Linked DNA regions of Mus musculus: region 1 is linked to region 2. Evidence: chromatin loops called from intact Hi-C (ENCODE). Cell type or tissue: heart. All regions are shown on one strand. Each heading gives the region's core, and the rest is flanking DNA. Links, peaks and the distances in the headings are about the cores only.

Evidence for each region. Peaks named below come from ENCODE experiments on the same cell type or tissue, not always from the same donor. Only the 100,000 strongest peaks of a DNase experiment are listed, where the experiment ranks them.
Region 1: it touches region 2 in a loop (6-fold over the local background); 3 of 42 quality-filtered maps call a loop at or near these places.

What each region holds. Positions count from the first base shown.
Region 1 is chr1:135,809,999-135,812,902 of GRCm38, reverse strand. It overlaps Tnni1 (troponin I, skeletal, slow 1), which reads right to left. Exons shown (of 10, transcript NM_021467.5): 10 at 1,914-2,290. Among named protein-coding and RNA genes, the nearest start is that of Lad1, 7.1 kb to the left of the region's middle. In heart, for the core only: a CTCF peak has its summit at 1,460 (motif pointing left); a DNase peak (open chromatin) is centred at 1,462; H3K27ac peaks cover 1,192 bases.
Region 2 is chr1:135,944,533-135,947,436 of GRCm38, reverse strand. No RefSeq gene overlaps it. Among named protein-coding and RNA genes, the nearest start is that of Pkp1, 27 kb to the right of the region's middle. In heart, for the core only: CTCF peaks have their summits at 1,564 (motif pointing left) and 2,458 (motif pointing right); DNase peaks (open chromatin) are centred at 1,466 and 2,446; H3K27me3 peaks cover 697 bases.

The DNA.
Region 1 (2,904 bases), core at 235-2,734, 130 kb after region 2:
GTCCTCTGCCCTTTCCCAGAAGGCTTGGGTGTGCTGAGGGCCCCACCCCCATCTCCCAGCAACCCTCTGTATACCATGTTTACTCTGAGTCAGGATTGGGGCTGGTCTTCCAACTCTGTAAGAGCAGGGTGGAGACCCCAATTCCTAGGTTAACAGTCTACTGGCAGACCAAGATTTTCCTCAGGAACTTAAGGCTAGGTTCTATCAAAGGGCTGGAAAGAGACAAAACACTGAGACATGCTTTGGAGCCAGGCCAGCTAGGAGGAAGGAGCCCGTAAGGCAGGGAAGGGTGGGTTTCTTGGCTGCCCAGGCACGAAGCCTCACCCTATGTTCTGTGGCATGAACCAGCCCTGTCAGGTTCCCCAGTTCTCTCTCTCTCTCTCTCTCTCTCTCTCTCTGTGTGTGTGTGTGTGTGTGTGTGTGTGTGTGTATGCATGCATGTGTGTCTGGGTGTATCTATGACTGCAGGCATGTGTGTATGGTAGGCATGCTCTATGCACACCCCTGACTCTACTGATGTGCTTGTAGTAAAATCCCTGTGCTAGGTGTTGCCTTTCCTAATGCACCCCAAGTGGCTTGTCCCCACTGCCACAGGCAGGCTGAGCATGCCTGCTTCAGACTGTACCAATGCTGCACTTCGCACCAGCCTTTGGAATTCATGACAGATAATACGTGGAGATCAGAGGGTAGAGAGGGGTAATTCCAGACTCCAAGAGTCTGCTCGGGAAGCTTAGCCTCTGCTGGGACGATTCCTGGGGACCAGTCACTTTCCAGGTGGCTTAGCTCAGGAACTGCCCTTGACACCACCCTAAAAAGCCAAGTTCCACTCTGGCCCTGAATTTTGCTCTCTGCTTCTTTATTTTGTTTTGTTGTTGTTGTTGTTGTTGTTTTGTTTTGTTTTTCGAGACAGGGTTTCTCTGTATATCCCTGGCTGTCCTGGAACCAGGCTGGTCTCAAACTCAGACATCCTCCTGCCTCTGCCTTCCAAGTGCTGGGATTACCACCACTCAGCTTTTTTTTTTTTTTGGTTTTGTTTTGTTTTTTTCCCTGCTCCTTTAAGGGAGAAGAGGGGGTGCGTGCAACTCAAGGACACAAGACTGCCCCCACCCCATCTCCTGGTTTAAACCCCTCTCAGGTTTTGGGCCCAAACATTAATGAGATAGAAAAAGGAATTGGCCCAAAGGTCAGACCACTGGGTGGACCGGGCACCTTTCAGAAAGAATGAGCCTTGAGGGTGTTTGACTTTGACAGGAGTGTGAGGGGAAACTGGGGTCCCTGACACACTATTGCCCTTGGGGAAAGGACAGAAGGTCCATGCAGAGGTCTCAGAAAATGTTCCTCCTTCTGACTCTGACGTCTCCAGTAAGAGAGGAAGTTATTTGAAGGTGCAGAGAGCAAGGACTTAGGACCTGAGCAGCCATGGCCAGAGATGAGAGTCGAAGCCTCCTGGTGGCCAGATGTGGAACTGCAGGGTGCCCCTCCTGAGAGACAGGCGGGTAAAGAAGCTCATGCCCTGAGCCCTGCAGACCAGATGAGAACGCATAAGCACCTTGACCTCCTGGCCCACAGCAGTTAGGTACATGTGAAAGCAACAGATGGTCCATGTTTGTGGAGGCTGGGGAGATCAGGTGGGGTGTGACTCCTAACGGGACACCGCTCTAACAGCTAGATCTTAGGGTAGGACTCAGTGGTCCTCAGATCAGGGCTTTGGGTGATGAGAGTGTGTGAAATCATTGTGACTTGGAAGGAAGATTCATTCGGGGCACATTAGTAAGCAGCCACCAAAGCCTTAGCCTTCTATTGTGATCTTAAACTCCTCTGGCTAGAGGCTGAAGCCCCCAGATTGCTTTCCACAGACCCCTTGTGGTCATCACTTTCTTCTGAGTGCTAACAACAGGGCTACAGAAACCATTGGAAACCTGGATCTTTTTTTTTTTTTAATGGAGAACTTGTGAATACTGCAGGTAGCAACAGAGATGGAGGGAAGCAACACGGGGCTGCTGAGAGGCAGTTCTCTCTGCCTCCCTCCTCAGCCTAGGGCCCCTTGGGGTGACTGGATAACCCCAGCATGCCCAGCGGGTACCATAAGCCCACACTGCTGGGATGAGGTCCCAGGCACTGGCATCTCTCTTCCCCTTTGTGCGCCATTTCATCCTGGCTCCAAAGGTGTGTGCATAGGCTGGAGGGAGGGAGCGCATATTAGGGATGTTCCAGGCACGAGCAGAAAGATAGGTGAGTGGGGCTGGAAAGGGACCAAAGCATGACACAGAGTGTCATACAGCAAGCCAACCTGTCAGGACAAAAGAGGAGATGCCATCAGATAGATCCCAGTGATGCGTGCTGTTTAGGTAACCCTGATTAACACACAGCACACACAGCCCCCATAGTCCCTGGGGCTTCTCCCTTGTACCACCCATGGGACTTAGCTGCTCTGTCCAGATCCCAAGCTGCCTCCCTCTCTAGCTCCTTCCCTCCAACCTGTCCTGGCCATCTTCCAGACCGGTTCCCTCCCATAGCTGACCTTTGCACCCTCAGCCCTTCCCCTTCATGTGTGAACCCTCACCTATCACTAGCTAACATCTGCTCTGTGAAGAAGTTGGCTCTGTGTGGCCTGTAGACCTGGCTATTACACCTCCCCTCCTAGGGCCCACAGCAGGGCTTTTATGGCCCAATTCCACTGCTTCAGCAGTTCCTGCAGCTATTTCTCTGGAGTGGGGGGGGGGGTTTGAACATCTCTTAACTGCTGTTTCTCTGGGAGTAGTGACTGGGGGAGCTTCTTTGAGGGTATGGAAGCCAAGTATGGCACCAAGTGACAAGTGAAAGAAAAGACTGAGTTAGAAAAGCGTTAGAGCTGGAGGGACCTTGTGCATCACCTAACCCTGTACTCTCAGACTCTTGCCTGTC
Region 2 (2,904 bases), core at 205-2,704:
CCCTGTGTTGCCATCCCACTGTGAGCTGAGGATGAGTATTCTTGAGTTGAACTGGGGCCTCCCCCAGCCCCCCTGTGTTCCCCTATCCATGCAAATGCTGGTGGCAACAGTTCTGACAAACTAAGGGAGACTTAGAGGCCAGGCTCACTTCTGGCCGTGTGGATGTTTGCCCAGACTCAAAGCCTGCCCCTCAAATGACCTCTTACTTTATAGACTGCCTCGAGCAGTGGTACACAATACTTACTGTATTTGGTTGTTAAGGGAGCACTTTAGCCTCTACCCTAGATGGCCCTAACCTCAGGGCACACTGGTCAGAGGCCAAGCAGCTTTAGGACAATTGGGCCAGTGGTGGCTTAGATAAGCACAGCAGAGCTATGGGACATCTAACTCACATTAAGGAATCAAGGAAGGCTTCCTGAAGGAGGTGACACCTGAGCACAGCCTTGTAGGACATGTGGGTCAAGAGGACTCTCCCAGTCTGTGTCCAGATCACTCTTCCTATTGGCTGTGGAGGAGGCCTAATGTAAGCAAAAGCCAGGAGCCTTAGGCCTGCTCACAGGTAGTGGAGGACCACGGTTCATCTTCCTGCTCCATACTAAGGGGAATGCTAACTTTCTTTAAACAACACTTTGAAGAAACAGACAGAGCCCTTCCTGCCTCTCACTAGGCAGAGCATACCTCCACACAGGCACCCATGGGAAGCGTTTTGCATCCTTTGGAGCCAGCCTCAGTTTGCTGGAAGACAAGGATAATTGACCTTAAAAAAATACAGCAGGTCCCCACTCTGCCAACCCACCCACCCTGTCCTTCTGCCCCAATCCTTAGTCAACGGCTGTGGTCTCAGAAGATTCCATCATGTTGGGAGGTGAGTCAGAGCCTCCTGTCTCCATGGAAACCCCCTTCTATAGCACCAGGACCACAGACAACGCCTAAGACGTTGCCAAATTCCCACCCCAATCTGTGTTGTTTTCTCTGAACTAAACCTATACATGGTTCCTTCCTGCTGGCTCTACTTCTGACACTGTGGGTGTGCTGGGACGGGGCCTGGCTTCCTCCAGTGTTTTATGTCTGTCTCCCTGTGCATGTGCCCTCCTGCCCAGAGCTGGCATGGTCTTACCTACTGCCCTGTAACAGGCACTTCCTAGGCATCTGGTGGCCACCAAGACATGCTGGAATTGGTCATGAGAACCACCCAGCAGCAACCTCTTCGCAGCCTTTGTGTGACAAAGTCATGCCTTCAGGAGATGACAACACGGGGCAGGAAAATGGTAAACAGGCGTGAGATCAATACTCAGTGGTAATAATAAGGGGTGAAATCGCACAGCTGTTCAGGTTTTAGGTTTTTTGTTTGTTGTTGGTTAGTTTGTTAGTTTGTGTGCATGCCCCAGGCAGCCTCAGATGCTACTTGGTACAATAGCCGCTGCGTGTCCCATTAAGAGGCTCAGAGACAGTCTTCACCTTGGAGGACAGTTCTGGCCACGAGGCCATAAGACACAGGAAGTAAAGTGGGTCCTGAGCCAAGCCTGGAGGAGAGCCTTGGGACCGTAGGTAAGAGCGCCCTCTGGTGACCAAGAAGGAACTGTAGCTTCACAGGTGGGAGAAAAGGCTCTGAAGGTAGCTTACAGCTTCAAGGCTTCAAGGGAACTAAACGCTAGAGGACCTTCCTGGAAGAGGGAAGCTGAAACAAGAAGACTGCTTCCCTGAGCACTCACCTACAGTCTGTCGTTTCGCTTTCCTTAAGACCCTGGGACCCCATTCAGTCTTGTGTGGGTATTGAGGGTGGGGGTTGCAACCAGCCTACAGCTGGGGCAGCAATTGGTCCCTAAGCCTACCAAGTCTATATCTAGGCCTGATCTCAGGGCAGTCATGGAGACAGGGTAGTCTAATTCCCTCAGAGAACAAATAAGGCTCAGAGAGGACCTTGCCTGAGTAAGTGGCAGAATAGACTTCCGTCTCCAAGGTAGTTCTGGATTTGCGGCTATGCATTCTACGGGCACCTCTAGCTCAGGGCTCCCTGGATGCCTTGGTTAATCCTGGCTCCGTCCTAACTGGTCGCATTGTCTTGGGCAAGTTGGTTAACATTGTTGCGCTCAGTTCCTCATCGCAAAATGAAAGTCCTAGGCGAATCTTTCTAGAGTTTCCATGAGGATCAAAGTTGCCTTTCTGTCAAGGTACTACTGTTACTTCTAAATCTCATATGCCACGCCCGCTCACCCCCATCCCTCATCCTGGGGCCGCGCAGGCTTCGGGCAGTGTGGACCTGCTCTCTGCTATCAAGGAGGAGCTTTCTGAAGCTGGTGTAAAGTTGCCAGACCAGACCGCATTATCACGACCCCCCCCACCCCCCCACAATAGAGGAAGGATACGGCAGAGGCTGTGGGCAAAGCTGGGAGGAGGTGCCTTGGGTTTCCTAGGACACTATCATCCATCACAGGCTGTTCCTGGTATGCCACCAGGGGGTGCTATAGGACTTACAGTTGGAATAGAGAGAGTCTTGCTGTTTAAAGTGACAGATGGGGGGAAATGTGGGAACAGCCTAAGATAGGGGAGCGACATGGAGGTAAGGTTGGAGCTGTGGGTACCAATAGATCGCTGTTTGTTCTCTATAAGCCTCTCTGGGGAGAATTGCATGCTGTCCCCATGGGTCCTGTTTCCAGTCTGGAGAAAGATGTCTCCTTTCTCAGTTCCTGCCCGTTTGCCTTCTGTAGTCCTCTGTCTGAGCAGTTCCTCATTCTGGGGTCTTCTGGAGGTTGGAGCTTGGTTCTGAGTGTCTACCAGAAGGGACTGAATACCAGATAGAGGACAGGCTCTGAGACAGCCTGGCTCCATCTCCTTTTCTTGATCTCTGCCACCCCCGACCCCCATCCCTTTACTTAGTTCTCCAAAGTCTCCTCTGAAATCCCT